Linked DNA regions of Homo sapiens: region 1 is linked to region 2. Evidence: read pairs that join two places in POLR2A ChIA-PET (ENCODE). Cell type or tissue: MCF 10A. All regions are shown on one strand. Region 1 overlaps MLXIP (MLX interacting protein). Region 2 overlaps CFAP251 (cilia and flagella associated protein 251).

What was found. ChIA-PET counts read pairs that join two places held together with the same protein. Peaks named below come from ENCODE experiments on the same cell type or tissue, not always from the same donor. Only the 100,000 strongest peaks of a DNase experiment are listed, where the experiment ranks them.
Region 1: POLR2A ChIA-PET joins it to region 2 with 5 read pairs; 1 of 35 experiments calls an interaction of 5 or more read pairs at or near these places.

What each region holds. Positions count from the first base shown.
Region 1 is chr12:122,110,125-122,112,624 of GRCh38, forward strand. The region is part of intron 1 of MLXIP (MLX interacting protein); the gene reads left to right. Among named protein-coding and RNA genes, the nearest start is that of MLXIP, 33 kb to the left of the region's middle. RefSeq lists an enhancer at 1,998-2,292. In MCF 10A, no CTCF peak of the experiment used is centred here; a DNase peak (open chromatin) is centred at 1,047.
Region 2 is chr12:121,991,389-121,993,888 of GRCh38, forward strand. All of the region lies in intron 19 of CFAP251 (cilia and flagella associated protein 251), which reads left to right. Among named protein-coding and RNA genes, the nearest start is that of BCL7A, 29 kb to the right of the region's middle. RefSeq lists an enhancer at 779-878. In MCF 10A, no CTCF peak of the experiment used is centred here; a DNase peak (open chromatin) is centred at 963.

The sequences.
Region 1 (2,500 bases), 120 kb after region 2:
TTGTCTCAAAAAGGGAAAAACCTATTTAAAGCCTATTTAGGTTTAGGGTCAGGTACGGTGGCTCACGTCTGTAATCTTAGCACATTAGGAGGCCGAGGCAGGAGGATTGCTTGAGGTCAGGAGTTCGAGATCAGCCTGGGCAGCATGGGGAGATGCTTATCTCTCTTTTTTTTATTTTTTGAGACAGAGTTTTGCTCTTGTTGCCCAGGCTGGAGTGCAATGGCGCGGTCTTGGGTCACTGCAACCTCCGCCTCCTGGGCTCAAGCAATTCTCCTGCCTCAGCCTCGTGAGTAGCTGGGATTACAGGTATGTGCCACCACGCCCGGCTAATTTTGTATTTTTAGTAGAGACAGGGTTTCTCCATGTTGGTCAGGCTGGTCTCAAACTCCCAACCTCAGGTGATCCACCCGCTTCGGCCTCCTAAAGTGCTGGGATTACAGGTGTGAGCCACTGCACCTGGCCTGGGAGACGCTTATCTTTACCAAAAAAATTAAAATTTAGCTGGGCATGGTGGTGCATGCCTGTAGTCCCAAATTCTTGGGAGGCTGAGGTGGGAGGATCACATGAACCCAGTAGTTCAAGGCTGCAGTGAGCTATGATCATGCCACTGCACTCCAGCCTGGGCAACAGAGCTAGATCCTGCTCTTCAAAAGAAAAAAAAATAAAAAAAGGGCTGGGCGCAGTGGCTCACGCCTGTAATCCCAGCACTTTGGGAGGCCAAGGTGGGCGGATCACGAGGTCAGGAGATCGAGACCATCCTGGCTAACATGGTGAAACCCCGTCTCTACTAAAAATACAAAAAATTAGCCGGGCGTGGTGGCGGGCGCCTGTAGTCCCAGCTACTCAGGAGGCTGAGGCAGGAGAATGGCGTGAACCCAGGAGGCGGAGCTTGCAGTGAGCCGAGATGGCGCCACTGCCCTCCAGCCTGGGTGACAGAGCAAGACTCTGTCTCAAAAAAAAAAAAAAAAAAGTCTATTTATAGGTCTTGGCTACCTGGCGAGTGTTACCTTATCCTTTTAAATGCATCAGACAGCTTCAGATTTCTTTGACTTGTAAGTAGGCTGTGTAGCTGGCAGTGCCTTGAAATGACTAATAGTGGTGATAATATCAAATTTGTTTTTTGTCAGTCTTCATAGGTGCTTAGAAACATTTGCAAGTATGATCTGTTTTTATTACATCTCTGGTAGCCAATTTCTAGAGTCTTGACTCCAGGTGTGTACTCTGGCTAGAGAATGCTGTTCCTTGATTTATTGCCTCTTTAAGCCAGGTGTCTGCAATTGGGTAGAGTTTTTCATTCTTTACATAAACATTTTACCTTGGTGAATATTTAAACCAACTACCAACTGAATTACCTTTTTATGAAGGTGCTAGGGAAAAGCTGTATTCTTTGGGGACAGTCATGCTTAGTACTGAATATAATGGAAACCTTTCCCTGCTGCCTGTGGCTTAGCCGTTTGGTCAGGGTGAGGGTGGCAGCTGCCATATCAGCTAGGTGGGGCTATGTCAAACACAATAAAATGAGGATAGTGCTTGTGTTTGAGTGGTATAACTGCGTGATTTGGTTTTGTTTTGCTGTTTTTTCTTTCTAAATTTCCTTTTTATATTATTTAGAAATGTTAGAAAAATATGATCAGAAATGTGAAGGAGGTTCATGAAGCAAATTATAGCAAACCAGATAGCTTTGGATTTCTCTTTTTAAGTAGGTTAAGTAGTGTAAGTAGAATAACATTCCTTAATTTGGTATGGTGATGGCCCAATTTGAAGTGGGGTGCTGCCTACATTAATTGATTTATTAAACATAATCCCAATCAACATATTAAAATAGTTTTCTTTTTTCTTTTAGAATAGTTTTATTTTGAGATTTGTCAACATGGTCATAAAGTTCACTTGAAAGAATAGTAGGCAAGAATTCTAAAATTGTTTTAAAAGATGATGGGTGCTAACCTTACTTAGATAGTAAAGTATAGCACAGAGTTGTGGTGATTAAATTAGTGTGATGGCAGCACAGGATTGGACACAGGTCAGTGGTGATGCAGGGCCCAGAACAAGCCCTGGTATAGGTGAAGATGCAACATATGTTCAGAGAAGTGTCGTAAGTCATTGTGGGAAGATGAGACAATGAGATAACTAGTTGGAATTTGTTTTTGTGAGCTGTGTAAAGAACTAAATTGATTTTCTCCCCAGATGAATCAGAGTTATGTAAAAAGTGAAATCATTAAAAATGTATGTACAGGCCGGGCGTGGTGGCTCACGCCTGTAATCCCAGCACTTTGGGAGGCCAAGGCAGGCGGATCACAAGGTCAGGAGGTCGAGACCATCCTGGCTAACACGGTGAAACCCCATCTCTACTAAAAATATATATATAAAAAAATAGCCGGACGTGGTGGTGGCGGGCGCCTGTAGTCCCAGCTACTCAGGAGGCTGAGGCAGGAGAGTGGCCTGAACCCAGGAGGCAGAGCTTGCAGTGAGCCAAGATCGTGCCACTGCACTCCAGCCTGGG
Region 2 (2,500 bases):
TTTGGCACCAGTATCACCTCCGTGAACCCCTGTGGTCTAAGAGCAGCAGTATTCAAAGTGTGGTCCCCAGACCAACAGGATTGACTTCACGTGACCTAGGGACTTACAAGAAATGCAAATGGTCAGACCCTATCCCAGACTCAGAAACCCCCCAGGTGGGACCAGCAGTCTGTTTGAACAAGACCTCCCGGTCATTGTGAAGCCTGACATGTCAGCGAGCCTTTGCCTTCCAGCCATGTTTCTCAAGCTTGGCTACGCATTCAAATCATTCGAATGAGAAGCTTCCAAAAATTTGGTCCCCAGACCAATTAAATCAGGATCTCAGCTGGTTGTGGTGGCTCATTCCTGTAATCCCAGCAATTTGGGAGGCCGAGGCAGGCAGATCACTTGAAGTCAAGAGTTTGAGACCAGCCTGGCCAACAGTAGGAACCCTGTTGCTACTAAAAATACAAAAATTAGCCAGCTGTGGTGGCGCGCGCCTGTAGTCCCAGCTACTTGGGAGGCTGAGGCAGGAGAATTGGTTGGACTCAGGAGGTGGAGGTTGCTGTGATCCGAGATCACGCCACTGGACTCCTGCCTGGGCGACAGAGTGAGACTATCATCTAAAAAAAAAAATCAGGTTCTCAGGGAATAGGATCTGGGCCTCAGAACTGTTTAAGCTCTCCAGGTGAATGGAATAAAGCCCCGCCTTAGCAGGCGTGAGAATGCCAATCAAAGGCCAGGCTGACTGACAACCACCAGTGCGTCTGGGCCGCTCAGCTAGGACTCCTGCTTCTCTCAAGCCATCTTCACACGGGGGCGTTCAGAACAAGCTCTGCGTTCTATTTCCAGCTCCGAGGTTCCTCTCCCAAGCATGAACTTTGTTCAGACAAGTAGCAGAACCTGCCTTTTCAACGAACACTTGCGAAGTCGGCTCAGGAAGGAAATGTCAGTGATGCCGAAGCTGCCAACTCCGTGCTTGTTGAGTAGTGATTCTTGATCAGTCATACGGGAAGAGAGAGTAAGAGGTGAATCACATGCTGAGTGGTTTGTGCTGTGAATGTTTGCTGAGCTCTTTGGAACTCTCTGGGTATGAGTAACTCAGGCCCTTATGAATTCCTTTTGTCGTCTTAGTCTCCTGTTCTGAACTGAGTTAAATCATATATTACATTGGTAATTTATATATATTTATATATATTATTTCTTTTTTTTTTCTTTTTCAGACAGGGTCTTACTCCTCACTCCTGTTGCCCAGGCTGGAGTGCAGTGGCACAATCACGGCTCAGTGCAGCCTCCACCTCCCGGGCTCAGGTGATCCTCCCATCTCAGCCTCCCAAGTAGCTGGGACTACAGGCACATGCGCCACCACGCCAAGCTAATTTGTTGTCTTTTTTGTAGAGACAGGATTTCACAGCCCAGGCTGTCTCAAGCTCCTAAAACGATCTACCCACTCCAGCCTCCTAAAGTGCTGGGATTACAGGCGTAAGCCACCCCACCCAGCCAAATTATAATTTATCTTATGTTATGATTACATGTATTGTAATTAGCAAGTGCATAGAAAAATATAATCACAAGAGCTCTCCCTCTCCCTCTCCCACTCCCTCTCCCTCTCCGTCTCCCTCTCCCTCTCCCTCTCCCCACGGTCTCCCTCTCATGCGGAGCCGAAGCTGGACTGTACTGCTGCCATCTCGGCTCACTGCAACCTCCCTGCCTGATTCTCCTGCCTCAGCCTGCCGAGTGCCTGCGATTGCAGGCACGCGCCGCCACGCCTGACTGGTTTTGGTGGAGACCGGGTTTCGCTGTGTTGGCCGGGCCGGTCTCCAGCCCCTAACCGCGAGTGATCCGCCAACCTCGGCCTCCCGAGGTGCCGGGATTGCAGACGGAGTCTCGTTCACTCAGTGCTCAATGGTGCCCAGGCTGGAGTGCAGTGGCGTGATCTCGGCTCACTACAACCTACACCTCCCAGCCGCCTGCCTTGGCCTCCCAAAGTGCCGAGATTGCAGCCTCTGCCCGGCCGCCACCCCGTCTGGGAAGTGAGGAGTGTCTCTGCCTGGCCGCCCATCGTCGGGGATGTGAGGAGCCCCTCTGCCTGGCTGCCCAGTCTGGAAAGTGAGGAGCGTCTCCACCCGGCCGCCATCCCATCTAGGAAGTGAGGAGCGCCTCTTCCCAGCCGCCATCACATCTAGGAAGTGAGGAGCGTCTCTGCCCGGCCGCCCATCGTCTGAGATGTGGGGAGCGCCTCTGCCCCGCCGCCCCATCTGGGATGTGAGGAGTGCCTCTGCCCGGCCGAGACCCCGTCTGGGAGGTGAGGAGCGTCTCTGCCCGGCCGCCCCGTCTGAGAAGTGAGGAGACCCTCTGCCTGGCAACCACCCCGTCTGAGAAGTGAGGAGCCCCTCTGCCCGGCCAGCACCCCGTCCGGGAGGGAGGTGGGGGGGTCAGCCCCCCGCCCGGCCAGCCGCCCCGTCCGGGAGGGAGGTGGGGGGGGTCAGCCCCCCCGCCCGGCCAGCCGCCCCGTCCGGGA